2 separate regions of the Homo sapiens genome follow, and region 1 is linked to region 2. A link is a loop called in an ENCODE intact Hi-C map of the cell type or tissue named here. Cell type or tissue: MCF 10A. All regions are shown on one strand. Each heading gives the region's core, and the rest is flanking DNA. Links, peaks and the distances in the headings are about the cores only.

Region 1 (10,761 bases), core at 1,396-9,395, 160 kb before region 2:
TATAACGATAAAGGGACTGACTCAGCAAGAAGATATAACAATTGTAAATATATATGCACCCAACACCAAATCATCCAGATATATAAAGTGAATATTATTAGATCTAAAGAGAGAGACTCTAATATAGTAACAGTTGGGGTCTTCAACATCACACTGTCAGCCTTCAACATATCATCAGATAGAAAATTAACAAATAAGCATTGGATTTAAACTATGGTTTAGACCAAATGGACCTAACAGACATTTACAGACCATTCCATCCAACAGCTGTACAGAATATACATTCTTTTCCTCAGCACATGGAACATTCTCCAGGATAGACCATATGTTAGGCCACAAAACAAGTCTCAACAAATTTAAAATAATTGAAATATCAAGTTTCTTCCTCTCCTCTCCTTTCCACTCCTTTCCTTTTCTTTATTTTTAAGAGATGAGGTCCCACTCTGTTGCCCAGACTGGAGTGCAGTGGCATGATCACAGTTCACCAAGCCTCGAACTCGTGGACTCAAGTGATCCTCCCTCCTCAGCCTCCCAAGTAGCTGTGACCACAGGCATGTGTACCACATCTAGCCAATTAAAAAAAAAATTCTTGTAGAGGTACAGTTTTGCTTTGGTGCCGGGGCTGGTCTTGAGCTCCTGGGCTTCAAGCAATCCTCCTGCCTTGGCCTCCTAAAGTGCTGGGATCACAGGCATGAGCCACCATGCCCAGCCCCAGCTAGACTTTTAAATTTTAGCCCTGCTAGTGTGAGTGTCATGGCGTCTCATCTCTGGTGTGATTTGCATTTCCCTGATGAATAATAATGTTGAGATCCACGCTGACCTTTGATCTCATTTCCAACCTCTGGTGAGCTACTTTGAGAAAAACAGGTAAAATTTGAGATGAGAACAGCATAGGGAGGAGTGTCCATGAGGGGAAGAGTTGAACCTTGGAGTCGATTTGTCATCCTGTTCTTAGCCACCTCAGAGCCTCTGGAAATCCCAAGCTGGAGTGCCTGCTAGGGTCTCACAGGACATAAGGGTGCCCCCCAACCCCACCTGCCCCCTGCTGACCAACGGCTTCCTGACCAAGCCCAGTGGGTTAAAAGAGGATGGTGGATGAAGGCGACGTTTCTGAGAGGGCACTTTGATAACGTCTCTCTGGTCCAAGTGGCCGGCTGGGGAGGGGGTGTGGGAGGAGGTTCACTGTGTGGGTCCCATCAGTGGGGATGGTGTGGGTCATGTCACCCTTGCTGTGGGCCCTGGGGACCCTCCTCTAGGGCTGCTCAGACCCATCCCCTGCCAGGTCCCAGGTGGGGCTGATGAGGCCGTTCCACTGCCACACAACATCTGCATCAGAGACCAAAGTAACGGGGCTCGAGGCGGGACTGGCTGGCTCTGCCCAGTGCACCATATAACAGCACGGACAAAACTACACAAATCCCAGCTGGGTACAGTGGCTCACGCCTGTTTTCCCAGCATTGTTCGAGGCTGCGGTGGGAGGATCACTTGAGGTCAGGAGTTCGAGACCTGCCTGGCCAACATGGTGAAACCCCATCTCCACTAAAAATACAAAAATTAGCAGGGCATGGTGGCACGTGCCTGTGATCCCAGCTACTCGGGAGGCTGAAGCAAGAGAATCACTTGAACTGGGGAGGCAGAGGTTGCAGGCAGTGAGCAGAGATCACGCTACTGCATTCCAGCCTAGGCAACACAGCAAGACTCCATCTCAAAAAAAAACAAAAAACAAAACAAAACAAAAACAAAACCAAAAACCAACTATGCGAATCCCCATTAAACACAAGCAGCTGAGTCTGCTTTGCACTCCGTGTCAAGGTCAGGCTGCCTTTGGGGGCCCAAAGAGACATGGGCTCCATCCAGGGATTTGCTTCCAAGAGAGGCCAGGTCCATCAAAACGTTGAAGCCTGATCCACCATGGAGGCTTCTTGTCAATAATTTTCTTTCCTTTCTTTTAAATGCTGGTGGAAACATCTGTGTCTCTCCCACCACTTTGCCTGATGTGGACAGTTTCCAGGTACTTGAGGCTGCTGACGCAGTCACTCCCTGCCCTGGAAAGAGATACTGCTGAAGGATGTTAGGTCCTTTCCTTAAGATGTGCACATATTTAATTGTGGAAAAGCATGCAGTGATTGCCTGTTTGTGAGGTCTTTATGGAGGACTCTGGTCTTGGCAATTCTGGGGTCTGAGGAGGGACAAGTTGGGCTCAGCCACTTCCTCTCAGCCAGCATCTGCTGCCCAGCCATGCTTGAGGTATCTGCCGTGTCTGCCACAAGCTCAGAGAGGAGAATCAGAGAGCCATAGTGGAGAATGCAGGGATCTTGAGCAAACCCATGTCCTCTTCAGCTAACAACTCTCCTCTCCTCCCTTCACGGAAACAGCTCTCAGATTGGTCCTGAATCTGAGGTTGACCAAGGAGCTGTTTGGGGGACACCAGGTGTCTTGGACGATTTGTGTTGGGAGGTTGGGTGATTTATAAAGAAAAGAGGTTTATTTGGCACACAGTTCTGCAGGCTGTACAAGAAGCATGGTGCCAGCATCTGCTTCTGGTGAGGCCTCAGGAAGTGTCCACTCATGGCAGAAGGCGATGGGAGCAGGTGCATGCAGACCATATGGTGAGAGAGGGAGCAAGAGAGAGTGGGCAGAGGAGGTGCCAAGCGTTTTTAACAATCAGTTCTTGTGAGAAGGAATAAAGCATGAATGCATTCATGACCGCGAGGACAGCACCAAGCTCTCATGTCCTAGGCACCTTCTGTCAGGTCCCACCTCCAACATTGGGGTTCAAATTTCAACATGAGGTTGGGGAGACAAATGTCTGAATTATAGCACCAGGCAGGTGCCATCACAACGAGGGTTACAGGCTGGTACTCCCAGCAGCCTCCAATGTCAGGAGGAGGCAGTGCCAGGAGACGAGGCTTGAGAGGGTCTCCAGGTGCACGTGCAGGTGCTCTGCCATCTCCATGTGACCTGCAGACGGAGGAAGAGAGGGTCCCGCCTTGGGCAGGTGGCTCAGCTGAACATGCCACTCAGCGTGTGTAATTGGGATTTGCATAGGTTTTTTTTTTTGAAACGAAGTCTCTCTCTATTGCTAAGGCTGGAGTGCTGTGGTCCAATCTTGGCTTATTACTGCAACCTCTGCCTCTCGCCTCCCAGGTTCAAGTGATTCTCCTGCCTCAGCCTCCCAAGTAGCTGGGATTACAGGATGGATCCTGGTGCATCACAGGTGGCCCTGGAGAAAGTGGAGGCAAGGTCCTCCTGGAGGGAGGCGTGTGAGTGTCAGCGTGGTCTCATCCAGGCAGGGGCGGCCTACAGATGGGATGGGGAGCAAAATCATGACTCCAGCCCCACGGGAGTCTGAGGAAGGAACACATAGGTGACTGGGAGGGGCCAAGCTGCATCCACCTTGCATGATTGTCAGCCTCCTCCCCAGGCTGTCCCAGGAATTGTTCCAGGGGCCATGGCAGCCCAGAGGGAACAAGGCATAGCGTGGGCAACATGCCCCTCTGTCCGCCAGGAGCAGCCAGGGCCATGGGGGCCTGGGACAGTGGGTCGCACTGGCTTCTCCGTCCTGGAGGGACTGGAGTCACCCTTGCTCTGGACACGGACTCGCATTCCCTGCCTAACTGCCCTGCTGTGGGCTTCTGGCAGCTTCTTTCATGACAGCGTCACCCAGGCTCGGAGGGAGGATCCAGAATCAGGTGGGCTTGCCGGCTTCCCGGAGGCCCAGCGTGCAGCCAGCTGGGGAAAGCACAGGGTGCTGGGTGGTGAAACTTGACGCAAATGACCTGCTCAGGGCCAGAGCCATCCTAGCCAGGGAGCCCGGCCTCGCTGCTTTCAGAAGTTTTAGCCAAGGGAGTGAGGACTCTACCAGGAGACGCGTTAGGTCCCCACAGTTGAAAGCTGAGGGTGACCGTGAGCATTCTGGGAAGTGCGTGCCACTGGGGGAAGGTCCCTGCAGACGTTACTGTGGTTCCCGGGTGACCAACCCTCACTATCAAGATGCTGCCCTCTTGCCTACATTCTGGGGGGAGCCCCCTAACCAGATCCCTCAGTGGGGATGGTGTGGGTCACCTCCCTCTTCAATAAACCCTTATCTGCAAAGCCTTGAGAGGGTGCAGACGCTGCCCCTTGTGAGGGCCCAGCTGCAGGAGCATAGCCAGAATACTGTTCCCGCCCCAGGACCCATGTGCAGCACGCCGACCTGATCCCGCCCTCCCCCCTCGCCGCAGCCATAGTTAGGGTGCTCTGAGCCAGTGAACTTTAGGGTACATCCCAGGATGCCAGATGCTGAGAAGGGAGATTGCTGGGACTGGCAGAGAAATGGGCATCATCTGGAGTCCTGGACTGGATTGGGGGGACCTTTCTGGCCCCCCAGTAAAAGAAGGGCTGACCTGGTCTGGTAGGAGTATCTGGGAAGAAGTGAACAGTGCTGGGCAGTCAGGGGATGGCTGTTGTCACTTTGGTCAGACTCTCTTCCCATGCTAGAAGAATTCTCATGGTCTGTAGGCGGGAGCCCAGGCAAGCCTAGCAGGAGACAGGCAGGCAGGGCTCCCCTGCACCTTGGGGCCAGTGCAAGCCCCTTCCACGCCGCTGCAGGCTGCTCTGGGTGTGCTCTGGGTGATGCCTGTCGGGATGAAGGGGTTCCCTGAAGCCCTGGTTCCACCCTGAAAGCCCACGCAGCTCCTTGCCATGAGCACAGGGGTATCAAAATACTGCTTCTGATTGCGTGTCCATGAGCAAGACCAGCACTCCAGGCCATGAACCAAGCTTGTCCTGTGGGTCTGTGTGCTTGCTGGCAAACTGCCAGAAACGGCTCCAGAGTAAGAAACAAAATGCCATGGGTTCATTTTCCCCAATTGGGATTTTGTTTTCTTCATATAGAACCACGGATTATAGAAGTGACACTGATAGCAAACCAATCTTTGATGTCTACTTGGAAGATGCAAAAAGACAGCAGGTGGGCAAGGCGCAGTGGCTCACACCTGTAATCCCAGCACTTTGGGAGGCTGAGGCGGGTGGATCACCTAAGGTCGGGAGCTCGAGACCAGCCTGAACAACATGGAGAAACCCTGTCTCTACTAAAAATACAAAATTAGCTGGGCATGGTGGCGCATGCCTGTAATCCCAGCTACTTGGGAGACTGAGACAGGAGAATCACTTGAACTTGGGAGGCGGAGGTTGCAGTGAGCCGAGATCGTGCCATTGCACTCCAGCCTGGGCCACAAGAGCGAAACCCCATCTCAAAAATAAATCAATAGGCCAGGCGCAGTGGCTCATGTCTGTAATCCCAGCACTTTGGAAGGCCGAGGCGGGCGGATCACGAGGTCAGGAGATGGAGACCATCCTGGCTAACATGGTGAAACCCCGTCTCTACTAAAAATACAAAAAATTAGCTGGGTGTGGTGGCAGGCGCCTGTTGTCCCAGCTACTCGGGAGGCTGAGGCAGGAGAATGGTGCGAACCCGGGAGGCGGAGCTTGCAGTGAGCCGAGATCACGCCACTGCACTCCAGCCTGGGTGACGAAGCAACTCTGTCTCAATAAATAAATAAATAAATAAATAAATAAAAAGACAGCAGGTGATATGGTTTGGACCTGTGTCCTCTCTGCACAAATCTCACCGTGAAGTGTAATCCCCAACGTTGGAAGTGGGACCTGGTGGGAAGGGATTGGATCATGGTGGTGGTCCTTCACAAGTGGGTTAGCGCCAGCTTCTTGGTGCTGTTCTCATGATAGTGAGTTATCGTTAGATCTGGTTGTTTCAAAGTGTGCGGCACCCCCTCTTTTTCTCTCTCTACTGCTCCCATGTGAGACGCCTTGTCCCGCCTTCACCTTCCACCATGACTATAAGTTTCCTGAGGCCTCCCTAGAAGTGGAAGCTGCTATGCTTCCTGTAAAGCCTGCAGAACCGTGAGCCAATTAAACCTCTTTTCTTCATGAAGTGCCCAGTCTTAGGTATGTCTTTATAGCAGTGTGAGAATGGATGAATGCACGAGGTCTTCAGGACAAGCCCGATTTCATTGGTTACGAGATGCATGTTTTTCATTCTAGCCCCCAGAGACCTGGATACGTTGCACAGATGCTGACAGCAGGTGGCAGTGTGGAGCAGCGGTGTGACACCTGCAGGGCCCTCCGGGGACACCACATAAGGGCAGCCACAGTGTCCCGGAGCCCATGCAGTGTGACAGCCCCAGGTAACTCTCCAGCCAGCACTCCACCCGTGGAATTACAGCCGACTGAAGCACCTCTGCTACATTCGTCAGCTTGATAAATGTCCAAGGAATGAACCAAGCACAGGGACCATCTCTTCCGGTAGCTTCTCACCATCACACACACTTTGCAGGGCCGAGGGCTCTTCCTGGCCCATATCTAGCACCTAGATATTTTATTCACTTATGTTTTGAATATTTCATGGGTCCTTCTCCCCCAGAGGCCTCAGAGCACTCCCAGAATTGGAATGGAAATACACAGTGTGTCCTTGTCAGCTGTCCGGGCCGCCGCGTTCAAAGGGCAGGACATAGTAGCTTCTGCTCAAATTAGAATGATCTGTCTCGTCAAGCGGAAGATGGTTGTTGAGACTTTGTGTCTTTAAAGTATTGCCTAAAAAAGCAAGATTAAATGAACGCATGAATGCTTGTGCAATACGGCAGGAAAATCCCGGGGGTCTGCCTGGACTGCTCGCCCCAACCCTCTCTACGCGTGGGTTCTGCTGCAACATCGAGGAGAGAGCAGGGGGTGCTCATCTCCAGGCCATCGGCAAAGATGTCAGACTGTACTTGTCCCACAGGCCTGGCCGGCAACAGCAGGGTCTCCCCCAAGTGGGGCTTGCCAGCCGCACTGCTGCATGTGGCTTTGGGAGGGCCTGCGGGAGCCTGCTGGTCCCCATGGGCCTGGCAAGCATCTGCCCTGGTAGACTGAAGTGCCCCCAGGCCCTGTGGTTAGTGGAAGCCTGCTGGCCCCTGGAAGATCTGGGAGAGGAGAGCTGGACAGCTCACCCACCACGGCCAGCATGAAAGGCAGCTAGTAAGCCCCCCTGCGCTGTCAGCCTCTGCTCAGAAGTCTCTGGAGTGGTGTCCAGGTGCTGAGGGGGTGCACTGATGCTGCACTGATGCTCAGCCAGGAGCAACTGGAGCAGAAAGCAGCAGTCATGGGAAGATGCCTCAGATCACACACATGCACATGTGCACACACATGCACAGATACATGCAGACAGACGGACACATGCACAGATGCACATGTGCAGACGCACATGTAGATGTGAGCACACACATGCAAAGACACACACACCAGGCACATGCACACATGCACACAGGAGCGACTGAAACTTACAATAAAGCACGAACAAGTCTACGGTTCCATAGGCGTAGCTCTGTTCCAGCAGACGCTGACCAACTCTCCCATTAAAAACACAACACAAGCTAGAAAAAACTATCTTAAAATGTCTGTTCGAAATCAATGAAGAACTCCTAAAGCAGTGACAATTTTGGGGGCCAAGGTCTGAAAGACGGGGAAAGTAAGGATGATGGGCTGATGCTTGGGGCGGCGTGGATCCGGGCTGACCAATAACTGGGGAAGCAAAAGCTGAGCTGAGCCATGGGAGCCGGACTCAGCTCTCAGCACTCATGGGGCCAAAGGAAACAAAGGGGCCCCGAGAAGCCCCTCAGCTGTTGGTGGGAACCCTGAAGGGGAATCAGCCTGACCCCACCCTCCCAGAGTCTGCAGTTGGGTCACAAGGGCCTCCCTCCCTGGGTGACCACAGGAGCGAGCGCCACTCGGCTCCCTGGAGACGGCACCACTGGTGGCCTGAGACCTGTCCTATGAACATCTGTCACTCAACCAAAAATGCCAAGGGTACAAGATGAAAATCAACCAAAAAAGGTGAAGGAGAAGAAGCAATGCAGAGAAGCTGCAGAGGAGTGGAGGGAGGTGGCCCCAGGCAGGCAGGGGAGTGGGAGGGAGGTGACCCCAGGCAGGCAGGGGAGTGGGAGGGAGGTGACCCCAGGCAGGCAAGGGAGTGGAGGAAGGTGACCCTGGATGAGCAGTGGAGTGGAGGGAGGTGGCCCCAGGCAGGCAGGGGAGTGGGAGGGAGGTGACCCCGGACGGGCCGGGGAGTGACCACCCAGAGACCGGCACCCATGATGAGGGGCTCTTAGGGTGGAAAGGAAATGACCCCCCAGGGTGGGGTGGGAGCTTGGGGATAAAGGAAGGAACGCAGACCCGGGAAAGGGAAGTGAATAAAGAGACGCATACATGGTAGAAAATAATGATAATGTGTCCGGCACGGGGGCTCACACCTGCAATTTCAGCACTTTAGGAGGCAGAGGCAGGAGGATCACTTGAGCCCAGGAGTTTGAGACCAGCCTGGGCAACACAGCAAGACGCTGTCTCTACCAAAAATTTTAAAAAATTAGACTGCATGGTTGTGTATGCCTGTAGTACTGGCTACTGGGGAGGCTGAGGTGGGAGGATTGGTAGAGCCTGGGAGTTGGAGACTGCAGTGACCTGTGACGGTGCCACTGCACTCCAGCCTGGGTGACAGAGCAAGACCCGAAAAAATGAAAAAGAAAATAATAACAATAGTGATTTCCAGAGTTTGACATGCAAGTAGAGTTAAAATACATAAGAACAACAGAACAAAGGGTGGGATGGAATAAAGGGGTGATGTAAATCTTTGGTGGTCTGGTAAGAGATAGCAGGAAGAATTTACACTGGACTTTAACATGGATAACTACTGAATGAACAGTAATTCATAACTGGCAGGCTAAGAGAGGATAAACATGGAATAAAAAATAATCGAAGCCACGAGGAGAAGAAGGAACAGGGAACAAGTAGGAAAAACAGAAAACAATTCATAATGCCAGAATTCAAACGCAGATAATGGAATCAAAACAAAAGAACCAGAAAGTTCAATTCAAAGATAAAGATACACTGGATCCTGCAGGAGACACACCCTCAATGTAAGGCCACAGAAAGATAAATGGAAAGGGAGGTCTGGAAAGCTGGGGTGGCTGCATTAACACCAAGCAGAGGAACCACGGGCAAGGAGCTCAGCAGACCAGGGTCAGCTGGTGGCATGGGGCCCAGCCCACGGGAAGATGCCAGCCTCAAACTACAGAAAACAAAGTTGCAGAGTCCAAGAAAGAAGAAGAGAAATCCACAATCATATAGAAAAATTTAAAACATCTCCTGGTCACCAATAAAGCATGTGTATTAGTCCCTTTTCATGCCGCTGACAAAGACATACCCGAGATTGGGAAGAAAAAAAGGTTTAATTGGACTTACAGTTCCACATGGCTGGGGAGGCCTCAGAATCATGGCGGCAGCAAGAGAAAATGAGGAAGAAGCAAAAGCAGAAACCCCTGATAGGCCCATCAGATCTCGTGAGATTTATTCACTCTGGCGAGAATAGCACAGGAAAGACCGGTCCCCGTGATTCAATTACCTCCCCCTGGGTCCCTCCCACAACACGTGGGAATTCTGGGAGATACAATTCAAGTTGGGATTTAGGTGGGGACACAGCCAAACCATATCAGCATGCAAGGAAAATACTAGCAAGAGTACGCAGTATTTGAATCAATCACCTCACTGATGTTTAAATCACTGCACGTGACAGGCGCATCCCAGGGCAGAGCAGCCGCCAGTGCTGAAATGACGGGGCCATGGGGTGATGGGACCGTGGGGCGACGGGGCTGTGGGGCGACGAGGCCGTGGGGCGACGGGGCCGTGGGGTGATGGGGCCGTGGAGTGATGGCGCCATGGGGCTTCTTGGGGGTACACCCTATGTAACTGGAGAGGATGAAGTGAAGTTACAAAGTCATTTACTTGGCCCATGCCCTATGGAGAGGATATTTCCTGTGGTAGCTGAAGTGTGAACTGCCTTATGCTCCCTGCCTCCAGACCCAATTTTCCTGCCTCAACAGGCGCAGGTTTCCCTGTCAGCCCGCTCTGCACTCCTGCACTCCTATCTGATCACCGGGTGTTATCTTTAAATCACTGTCAGATTTGTGTAGTGATTTCTGTAAGTTTAGATTTTTGCACCCTTGTTCCCAAGCAAAATTGGCTGATGATTTTCTTGTGCTGTTGACGGGGCCCCCGTTTGACCTCATCCAGACCCTATGGACGGGTGGCCATAGGCGGGCCACGGTTGACTGACGGAAATGTGGACGCATTGTTTTCCTCTATTTCAAGCACTGTCATCGTGAACATCCTTGTGCATGTGTGTGTTGTATGTCCACCTGGTGTATTGTGTGTGTGTTACCGAGAATTCTGTGTTCGGATGGATTTTTTAACCGACAAGATCCACAGAGCCAGAGCTCTGAACCAGCAATCTGGGTTCTTGTGACAGTGAGCAAAGAACTGCAAACACCAAAATGTAAGCTTAAAACAAGGTTGATTGAAATTTCCAGTAATACTGTCTCAGAGGGTGTGCAGGCTGATTTCTGAGAAGTGACATCAGCACCTGGTTACAGAGCTCAAGGTGCTTCTGTGGGGTGTGAGAAGTAGCTGAGGTTTGGGCTGAGTGACAGGCTGATGTCATTTGGCAGCTTATGGTGACACAGCTAAAATTAAACTGTGCATATTTTTACCCATAATTCATTAAGAAAAGCCCAGTGTGGGGGGGCCACATGTAAATGTTATTACAGTTTTAGGTCACTGGGCACATGCTGCTCTAGGGATTTCTACCTGTGCCCTGGTTTCCCCTTCCACAGGACATGCTGGCCACAGGTTTCACTTCAAACTCCGTCCCTCATGGTGGAGTTAGGGCGGGCT
Region 2 (10,761 bases), core at 1,583-9,582:
GGGACATTATTCAGTGACAGCAAGGAATGAAGCCCTGGGACAGGGTGCAACACGGACGAACCCGGAAACCACAGGCCGAGGGGAAGAAGCCAGACAGAAACGACCACACGTTCCATGGTTTAATTCGTATGGAAGCTCAGAAGACGGAACCCAGGGACAGAAAGGAGATGACCGGTGGCCAGGACTGGAGGGAGGGAGGGCGGCGGAAAGGCTTCTCTCTGGAGTGATGAAATGTTCCACGGTCGATGGGGATGATGGTGGCATAGATTTTTGAATATACTGAAAACCACTGGATTGTACACTTCGAGTGAATTGCACGGAATGTGAATTACATCTCAATAAAGCCATTCAAAACAATCAAGGGAGACCCACATCACATTTTCCAAACCACGCAATCCTTAATGCTGCTTGATTTCTTATTAATTCCATTTTGAGTGAGATTGATTTTTTTCATGTATTTGATGAAAGTTTTTCTCTTATAAATTCCTGTGCTTTCAAACTCATTTTTAGAGGGGCTATATCAACTTTTAAAAACTAGGGTATGGACACGGAGTCATCTTTGCTGCTAATGTTGGTTTTCAAACCTAGTACCAGCATGTTCGAGGAGCACGTGGCTTCCTCCTAACACGTGGAGTAGTGTTTCCTCCCTGGCTCACAGCCTCCACTCCCCGGAGCCTCTCTCGCCCTGCACGACCCAGGCTCTCAGAGCTGCTCTCGTGCTGGCCCCCGGTGCTCGCAGCTGGCATTTATCGAGGGCTCCTCTGTCCACAGCACTGTGGAACCACCCTCCATGCACGAGTGAGCGTGCACCTCACAACTATCCTGGCATGTGCATTTTACAGCCAGAAAACCAAAAGTCCGGACGACCAGCTGACCCCAGCCCTACGCCTCACCACAACCCCGCACATCACCCACACGAGCACAACGTCCTTCATTCACTCTGCACATCCCACACCTCACTACACCCCTGCACGCACCTCACTACACCCCTGCACGCCACCTACTCGGGCACACGGCCCTTCATTCACTCCACACGCACACCCGTGCTCCTGCTGCAAGCCCAGCCTGCTCGCAGCACTGAAGATGCGCTGGAGAACAAAACCTGGCACAAAGTGAACTTAGAGGTGATTTCGGGAGGCAGGAGGTACCATGGAGCGAATGTGTCACATGGGAAAGGGTAGAGGACGCCACGGGACGACCACGCCAGGCCAGGATGTGCAACGGGGAAGGGGCCGAACAGAAGACAAGAGAGAGCGACAGCGTGGCAGCCGGGAAGCACGTTCCCCACAGAGGGACACTGAATTCTTGCGTGGCAACATGGCCCCCCAGTGGTAGGGCCAGACACCTACTCGCCCTGTGACATCCTGGCCACCCAAAAGAGGACAGGCAGTCCTGGCTGCCACTGGGAGGACGGTCCCCTTCCTAGGAGTCTGGAGGGCCACCAGATGTCCAGTGTCCCTCGGACGCATCTAGGGGATCATGCAGCAGGCATCTCTCCTTAGTGCTGCAGCTCAGCTATTCCTCTCCACCAGCAGAGCCGCGTAAAGGGGCACGGGGCCGCATTGCTCTCATAAAGACTCTTCACCAGGAAATTGGCACTTGATTTGTGTTTTCACGGAGGCCTCCCTGGGGACCCGGCTGCAGCCCGGGATGTGACAGACAGGTACAGGACCACCCAGAGGCTTCACTTTTCGCCCACGTGGGAGAAAAAGGGCCGCCTGTCGGAGAACAGTTCAGCACAGTCCACACCCCGGGACCTCCTAGGTCCCGAGAGACCACAGTGCAAGGAGGGAGCCCTTGGCCGAGGCTCCTAGCTCTGGGTGGCCAGTGGCAAAGCATCTCCACCACCGGGACTCTGCTGCGATGCCGAGCTGGGCTGTGAGGGCCAAGGAGGAAAGGCACGGGCGGCCTTTCAAGCTGGTGAAGGCCCACTTGGTTTTCAAGGGTTTACCAGGTTGCTCCTTAACTGGGTTTTCTCATGGAAGGCCCCAGGGCAGGCTCACACAGCCAGGTTCCCATGGGGCTGCCAGACCTACCCAGACCCCAGCTGTGACAGCCACACTTGTGCCGGTTGGGGCCATGGGGTAAGCACCTCCCAGGCACCAGGACCTGTGCTGGATGCAAGACCCAGCTGTCCTCCAGGAATCCACCCACACCAGCACCGCCGCCCACACCAGCACCGCCGCCCACACCAGCACCGCCGCCCACACCAGCACCGCCGCCCACATCAGCACCACCACCACCCACACCAGCACCACCACCGCCCACACCAGCACCGCCGCCCACATCAGCACCACCACCACCCACATCAGCACCGCCGCCCACACCAGCACCGCCACCCACACCAGCACCACCACCCACATCAGCACCGCTGCCCACACCAGCACCACCACCGCCCACACCAGCACCACCACCCACATCAGCACCGCTGCCCACACCAGCACCACCACCGCCCACACCAGGACCTCCGCCCACACCAGGACCGCCGCCCACACCAGGACCTCCGCCCACACCAGCACCACCACCGCCCACACCAGGACCGCCGCCCACACCAGCACCGCTGCCCACACCAGCCCCGCTGCCCACACCAGGACCGCCGCCCACACCAGGACCTCCGCCCACACCAGCACCACCACCGCCCACACCAGGACCGCCGCCCACACCAGCACCGCTGCCCACACCAGCCCCGCTGCCCACACCAGGACCGCCGCCCACACCAGCACCACCGCCCACACCAGGACTGCCACTCTTGGGCCTGGGCGTGCTCATCCGAAGGGGTCCGGCCCTGCTACTACCCGGCGACAGAGACTACGATGTCCAGGAGTGGAGGAAGTGGAGGCAGAGGCTGACAGGGCAGCGCCTGCCCAGCTGACAGAGGTGAGGGTGGGCTCAGGGGCAGGGACACCCATGGTGAGTGAGACACATGGGTGATGTGCAGCCAGAGAGTGAGGGGCCCTCCCCACAGACACGACGTGTGCCTCTGTGGCTTCACGGTTTTCATCATGCTCTGCAGTTACAAAAATAAAACTCACAGGTGGGATTTAAAGGAGAAAAAGCAAGGCACGGGCACAGAACGGGCAGGGTTTCCTCACGTGCACCCTGTGCACCGGTGGTATCCAGTCATGGCCAGTGTCCAGGCTCAAGGCTGTGGCCCCACAGCAGCTACGGTGGGCAACAGGGCAGCGCCACCCACTCAAGGGCACAGCCGAGCTGCAGGACTGTGCAGTCAGGGCAAATGGGCCTCCCCGCAGGACTGCGTGGATGAGGGCGAGGTGACCTCCCCTGGGCTGAACCCCACACAGTGACTGTGAGAAGCACACAAGATGCACAGTCCTCTCCCTGGAGTGAGGGTCCCAGGGGGTCACCAGGCCTGTGCTTTGGCAGGGAGACCCCGAGACCCCATGGACCCTGTGCTGAGGGCGGCCTCCCGTGGCCTTGGGAGTGGCATGGGGAGTCCCTCCTTTATGGAGAGAGCCGTGTTCCCAGCAGCGTGCTCCATCCTTTAAGGACATGGGACATTTTCTGCTGGAAATAGTTGCATATCAGAGGTGGGCGTCTGAGGGGGACAGGTGAGAGCTGACCCGGCGCCATGCCATAAGCTGGCCCTGCTCAGAGGAGACCTGTTGGCGTGAAGAGCCAGCGGCAGAACATGGGAAGCTCACGGCCGTGTTCTGTAGAAGGCGCCGGCTGGTGAAGCAGAGATGGCAGATCACGGAGAGGAGCAGGGGGAACATGAACAGCCCGGGACGGGAACCATGGCCAGAGCCACCGGGCAGCAGGACTGGAGGACCCGGTGGGGGCACCTCCAGGCCAGGAGCTGGCAGCCCTCGAGGTGGGTTCAAGCGTCCCGAGGCCTGGAGGCAGCTGCTGGGGCAGGTGGGGCACCTGGGATGGGCATGTGGGGGTTTTATGATTTAACACAGGAAAACTCTACCTGGGCATCTGTGCTGTCCCTCATCTTCTGGGGACAGTAGGGGCAGCGTCTTGCCCCATTGCTTCCCCCTCTCCCAGTACAGAACCAAAATAAGACCTCGATGAACCCTGAAGGGCAGCAGGTGGAGGAGCGTGTGCCAGAAGTAGAGGTGAGGGACCAGGGCCACGCAGGAGCAGCCTCTGTGTGTAGGGGAGCTGTGGTGTCCAGAACCTGCAAGACCCCAGGTCTGGGCAGCTGCAGCAGATTCCGCCCATAGTGGGGAGATGGGAAAGTCTGTTGTAATTCCCAGGGCCATGTGAGGCGGTGGGCAGAGCTTGGAGCGGAAAGGCGGGTGTCCCCGGGGTTTGCATCCCGGGGGCAAGCAGTGAGGTCTCCATCAGCCTCGGCACAGCGAGAGAACTGCTGAGCCTCCTATGAGTGAGCGTCCCGTGGTTCCCACGCACGATAACGTCCTAGAAGTGCTGATCTTGCCCCCAGGTTCCAGCCCTGCTCCCAAGTTCAGATCACCCAGGGTGCTGGGAAACCTCACCCTGCCTGGGCCCATGGCCAGGGGCCAGTTCCTAGCTCCAGGTCTGGGGCGGAGTCCGGCATCGACATTTCCAAAAAGCTTAGACACGATCCCCACGTGCAGCCAGGGTGTGACATAAACCCCCGCAGGCCCTGACTGCTTCCGGGGAACGTGGTTCAAACCCCAGCAGGCCCCGACTGCTTCCGGGGAACGTGGCTCAAACCCCAGCAGGCCCCAGCTGCTTCCGGGGAACGTGGCTCAAACCCCAGCAGGCCCCGACTGCTTCCGGGGAACGTGGCTCAAACCCCAGCAGGCCCCGACTGCTTCCGGGGAACGTGGCTCAAACCCCAGCAGGCCCCGACTGCTTCCGGGGAACGTGGCTCAAACCCCAGCAGGCCCCGACTGCTTGCGGGGAACATGGCACGGAGGCCCAGGACCTGGAGCCAGGGGTCAGCCCTGGGCAGGGCCTGAGGAGCCCACCCAGCAACTCCCAGTGGACCCCTGGCAGGCCTGAAGCACCCGCTTTCCTCACAGACAGCAAGGGGCAGCTCTGGACCCTCTCCGTGGGTGGGCAAGAAGCTAAGGGGCTGTGAGAGCCCAGGGAGGCCTCTGCTTCTGAATCTTGCAGAGCTTGGAGAACGCAGCAAATTCCAGCGGGAGCCTGTGTGCACAGGTGAGGAAGCTGAGCTGGTGCGGAGCAGTCACACAGCCACAGCCACAGCCGACGTTCCGACCCCGCAGCCCTTGCCCTTACATCCCCGAGCGTCGGGGGCTAGGCCGGAGACGTTTGCCCCATCATCGGAGGACCGGCCCCTCCGCCCATGCGGCCCACGGCCTGCCAGCCTCCGCTGGCGCTTTCTGGGTGCTGGCCCCACAGAAGGGGTGGGAGGTGCGGAGTCGGGGCACCAGCGCGCAGCCCGAGATTTCCCAGTTTGCTTTCGCTCAGGAAGTCATCAGACAAACACTCCCATCTCCCAGGCCTAGTTCCCACTCCTTGCTACATTCACAGCCGGAGACTGTAATGGACTTCACAGGCTCGCACTGAGCACTCAGGGGCGCAGAGAGCGGCATTTCCCGAGCATCTTAGAGGCCAGGCTCTGTGCTTGGCGCCAGGACGAGCTGCACTTCCAAATCCAAACCCTGCTTGCTGCACGCGCCCAAAGCCGCCCAGGCTGGCAGCAGCTCCGGGCAAAACACGCTCTGAACACGGCCGCAGCTCGCAGACCCGGAGGCCCCGCGCACAGGACTTGGCCCAGGACGTCTGGAGCCCGCGCGACGCGCTTCCGTCAAGCCAGGGACCGGCCGCCAGGGGGAGCCAGAGGCCCAGGCATTTCTCAGCAGGCACCGAAGTCCCAATGGCAACTTTCACCAATAAGTTCACTTTGCTCTTGGTTTCGTCGGACGTTTTTATGATGAACGTAACGCACACGTTGCGATACGTAAAGGCCTAGAAAGTAAAAGGTCATGACCTCTCTGCCCACCAGCCCGTGACCGGCGGGCGCCCGGCATCCACACGGCCTCTGCTCACACGCACACGAGGCACGCACCAGAGGAGCCGAAACGGAACGCGCTGCGCCCTCCGCGCCCCTGGACCACGGCCACTCGGGCGGTCCAGGCCTGCCTGGGGTGCTGCGGAAGAGCAGGCCCCTCCCACTGTGTTCTGTTGCGGAAATGACCAAGGAACACGTTTGCTGATTACAGCACTGTACATAACAGCAACAGATAGGTTTTCTCGAATTAAAAAACGTTAAGTGTAGTTTTTAACAGACACATAAGGGTCACATTTGTGGGATGCCTGGTGGGGTCAGATGCGGGTGATGAGCGTGGCCTGCACCTCCGACAGCCTTTCTTTGCGCTGGGAACGGCCCTGCCAAATTGCCATGCAAGTCCCTAAGCACGTCCTGTGGCTTTCGGTATCCATCTCCACACAGACCCACAGCAGCCCCTCGGCCCCCACCGGCCCCCAGACCACACCAGGGAGCCCCGGGTCGCCATCTGGAATGTGCCTCTGGATGCCAAGTCACATGTGGGCATCTAACTTCACTTTCTTCCTTCCGGCTGCACAGACAGACCTGCTAACGTGTCTAATAAGCCACTCTGCCTGCAAGGATTAGATGCGCCTTTGTCCACGTGCTGTGGAGCTTGCGTGGCCCTGGCACCCTGCAGAGGCGTCCTGAGCCTCAGTGGACTCCCGTCAGAGTTGAACAGCCATGGAAGGGCTCAGTGCAAATGGGGTCTTAGCCTCTACAGCACACACTCCCTCTCCACTGCCCCTTTCCCTTTCCTGCCCTGAACACCAGCCCTGCAGAGTAGCCCAAAGCCCTGAGAAGGGCAGGCCGTGCAGCCGGCAGGAAAAGTAAACCCAACATCGAGAAAACAAGGATGGGTGCACAGTGTGACCGGCACTCCGTGCCCAGGCACCCAGGGATGAGCTCCAGAGGCCAGGTCCGGGGTCCCCTGCCCAGCCCTGGAGTGTGAGGGTCTGAGTGTGTGAGTGTGTGTGTGTGCAGGAGAGTGCCTGTGTGTCTGAGTGTGTGAGTGTGTGTGTGTGCAGGAGAGTGCCTGTGTGTCTGAGTGTGTGTGTGTGCAGGAGAGTGCCTGTGTGTCTGAGTGTGAGTGTGTGTGTGTGCAGGAGAGTGCCTGTGTGTCTGAGTGTGTGAGTGTGTGTGTGCAGGAGAGTGCCTGTGTGTCTGAGTGTGAGTGTGTGTATGCAGGAGAGTGCCTGTGTCTGAGTGAGTGTGTGTGTGCAGGAGAGTGCCTGTGTGTCTGAGTGTGAGTGTGAGTGTGTGCAGGAGAGTGCTTGTCTGAGTGTGAGTGTGAGTGTGTGCAGGAGAGTGCCTGTGTGTCTGTGTGTGAGTGAGTGTGTGTGTGCAGGAGAGTGCCTGTGTGTCTGAGTGTGTGAGTGTGTGTGTGCAGGAGAGTGCCTGTGTGTCTGAGTGTGTGTGTGTGTGTGCAGGAGAGTGCCTGTGTCTGAGTGAGTGTGTGTGTGCAGGAGAGTGCCTGTGTGTCTGAGTGTGAGTGTGAGTGTGTGCAGGAGAGTGCTTGTCTGAGTGTGAGTGTGTGCAGGAGAGTGCCTGTGTGTCTGTGTGTGAGTGAGTGTGTGTGTGTGCAGGAGAGTGCCTGTGTCTGAGTGTGTGAGTGTGTGTGTGCAGGAGAGTGCCTGTGTGTCTGAGTGTGTGTGTGTGTGTGCAGGAGAGTGCCTGTGTGTCTGAGTGTGTGTGTGTGCAGGAGAGTGCCTGTGTGAGTGTGTGTGCAGGAGAGTGCCTGTGTGTCTGAGTGTGTGAGTGTGTGTGTGTACAGGAGAGTGCCTGTGTCTGTGTGTGTGTGTGTGCAGGAGAGTGCCTGTGTGTCTGAGTGTGTGTGTGCAGGAGAGTGCCTGTGTGTGAGTGTGAGTGTGTGCAGGAGAGTGCCTGTGTGTCTGTCTGTGAGTGAGTGTGTGTGTGCAGGAGAGTGCCTGTGTGTCTGAGTGTGAGTGTGTGTGTGCAGGAGAGTGCCTGTGTGTCTGAGTGTGTGTGTGTGCGCAGGAGAGTGCCTGTGTGTCTGAGTGTGTGTGTGTGCAGGAGAGTGCCTGTGTGAGTGTGTGTGTGTGCAGGAGAGTGCCTGTGTGTCTGAGTGTGTGAGTGTGTGTGTGTACAGGAGAGTGCCTGTGTGTCTGTGTGTGTGTGTGCAGGAGAGTGCCTGTGTGTCTGTGTGAGTGTGTGTGCAGGAGAGTGCCTGTGTCTGAGTGTGAGTGTGTGTGGAGAGTGCCTGTGTGTCTGTGTGTGAGTGTGTGTGCAGGAGAGTGCCTGTGTGATGCTGTGGTGTGAACAGCACACACCCTCACCTGCAGAACCTTGGCAATAGAACCCACCTTCACTATGTACAGGAACGGATGCAGACAGCAGAAGCCCCAGCCACAGCTCCTGCCACAGCCAGCTGCTCCCCAGCCAGGGCCCCGCGCAGCCCGGCTCGCCCCTAGCCAGCCCCTCCCTAGCCAGGGTTCCCCCAGCCATGGCTGCCCCCCAGCCAGCAACTCCCCAGTCACAGACCCCCAGGCACGGCACTCCCCCAGCCACAGCTCCCCAGTAGCCACAGCTCCCTCCCTCCACAGCTTCCCCGCCAAGCCACATCTCCCTCCCATCAGGGACCCCACAGCCACGGCTCCCTCCTTCTAGGGCCCCCCACCAGCAGTCCCCTGAGCAGCCTCAGCTCCCTCCCCACCAGACCCCCTCCCCCAGCCTCAGCCCCACCCCAGCCACAGTTCCAGGGCTGCAGGGGTGGGGCACTTTCCCGCCATCCAGTCCCATGGTCCCCTCCCCAATGGGAGTTCCATGTGGCCTCCACGTGGCCTGAGGCACAGGCGCCCACAAAGACGACTTTTTTGCCGAACCGAAAGCCCTCTCCTTCCAGATAGAGCAGGAAGTAGAATCTCCACTCCCCAGCTTTAAAATCACAAGAAATGAAGGAAGTCAGGAAAATGAACACAGATTCACAATGGGGCGGCGGCACAGTCCCTCGTCCCTGCCCAGCTCACGCAGGCTTCTGCCCACTGCACACGCTGGATGGGCCCCGGGTGAGGGTGGCTGCTTTGCTGTGACACTGCTGTACAGCTCACTCATCCCTGGGCCTGGGACCTCCTGGCTGAGGGTCTCCTCAGCCCAGGGGCCCACCATCAGCTCAAGGAAATCAAGGGCTAGAATCACTGTCACCCACGTGGGCATTCACCAGAGGGATGGCAGCCCTGTAGGTAGGGTTTCAAATGAGCCCCCTTTAAACATGCTCTTGCTCACAGAGGATACTGTCTGCAAACGCTGCACATTGTGCTGGCTTTATAAACGCACCCAGAAGATGAGCCTGAGGCCCCAGTGTCCCCCTTGCCGACTGCAGTGGGCAGGAATTGGCCACCCTGCCTGGGCCATGGACCCACAGCTCTGCTGTGAAGGATAGTGGGTGAGGCTGGGACCCCAGGGTGCATCTCACAGGGGCTCAAGAGAGGGGCACACGGAGTTACTGATGGGAAGAGCATTTGTTCATAGGTGTCCCAATTGACAGACCCACGATCCTGAATGCAGAGGAGGCCGACACCCTCCGAGCAGACCTGTGCCAGGGAGCGCCGGGGGGACGTCCAAGGGGCCCATAGGTACTCGGGATGCCCCAACATGCCTCAGCCCACGGCAGACCCTTCACCCTATAGGACTCCCAGCTCCCCATCCACCCAGCGTCTACCCCAGTGGGCAAACGCTCACTTCCTGCTCCCTGACCCCACCTCTGCCCCAGCCAACCTCTGACTCCCTCCCGGACTCCCACAGCCTGGCCCTGCCCGTGCCTCCCACCTGACACATGGAGGCCGAGCTGGGGCTCAGAGGGTGGGTGCTCCCCAGCCCCCAGGGTCACTAAGAACGGGCTGCCCATTCCTGGTGGGTCTGTGCTCAGAGGGAAGGCCAGGACTCCATGGCCCAGCTGAGCACCTACACTGAAGGGGCTTCTGAACCCAGACCTAACCAACCCACCCATGGACCAAACAGCTGGAGGTCTGCAGGAGGTCTCTGATGGGGACGCCCCCACTTCCTCCTCCTCCCTCCGCCCACCCCCACCCCACCTTCCTCCTCTTCCTTCCTCCCTCCCCCCACCCCCTTCTTCCTCTTCTCTCCTCCCGCCCCCACCCCACCTTCCTCTCTTCCTCCCATCGACCCCCTACCCACTTCCCAGGACTCACACCTGCAGTGCGGCATCCCGGCATCCCTATATCTGTCCCCAGGAGGGCGGGTTCACCCCACCATCCCCACCTGCACCCACAGAAGAATGGGGACCAGGGCTGCGAGAAAGCAGGACAGTGGCTTTCCTTCAGCCCTTGGTGCTCCAGGGACAAATCCCACTGAGCACGTCCCTCAGGAAACCATGCAGGGTCAGAACCAGCCCCCGGCTTCCCCTCTGACTGGGCTTTCCCGACCCAGGCTCTCAAGCCACAGCCTGTCAGCATCACAGGAACCAGGGCCTGGTCTAGGACCGGCTGTTCAAAGGCCCTGGGTCACCCCTCACCAGAGAGACCCCAGCACAGCCCAAAAGAGAGAAGCGATGCCCCTTTCCGGGAAGCCCGGCTCTGGGGGCTGCAACCCACCGGGACCCCCGCCAAGACGTGGGGGAGCCCCCATCTCCCCACTGCCAGTCAGCCCAGATACATCCACGAACCACCTGCATATACAGTCTTTGGTTAGGAAGGAGGTGGAAGTGGAACGTCCAGATGCAAATTCATTCAGCCTCTGCCACCCTCTGAGGAGAAGATGCACTGGGTTCTTCTCCATGATTTTTTAAAGGCTGTTGTAACAGCCCTGCTTGTACA

What was found. Hi-C counts contacts between places; a loop is a spot of excess contacts. Peaks named below come from ENCODE experiments on the same cell type or tissue, not always from the same donor. Only the 100,000 strongest peaks of a DNase experiment are listed, where the experiment ranks them.
Region 1: it touches region 2 in a loop (15-fold over the local background); 4 of 110 quality-filtered maps call a loop at or near these places.

What each region holds. Positions count from the first base shown.
Region 1 is chr21:45,592,221-45,602,981 of GRCh38, reverse strand. It overlaps LINC01694 (long intergenic non-protein coding RNA 1694), which reads right to left and starts at 9,328. Exons shown (of 2, transcript NR_146912.1): 1 at 9,274-9,328; 2 at 1-6,591. All of the region lies in intron 1 of LOC107985485 (a long non-coding RNA gene), which reads left to right. RefSeq lists silencers at 1,961-2,161, 5,933-6,227 and an enhancer at 6,772-7,273. In MCF 10A, for the core only: a CTCF peak has its summit at 6,083 (motif pointing right); a DNase peak (open chromatin) is centred at 6,091.
Region 2 is chr21:45,434,559-45,445,319 of GRCh38, reverse strand. All of the region lies in intron 2 of COL18A1 (collagen type XVIII alpha 1 chain), which reads right to left. LOC124905042 (a long non-coding RNA gene) reads right to left here and starts at 6,961. Exons shown (of 2, transcript XR_007067909.1): 1 at 3,935-6,961. RefSeq lists enhancers at 2,578-3,087, 4,268-4,997, 4,998-5,727, 5,728-6,457, 10,242-10,761. In MCF 10A, for the core only: a CTCF peak has its summit at 5,763 (motif pointing right); a DNase peak (open chromatin) is centred at 5,759.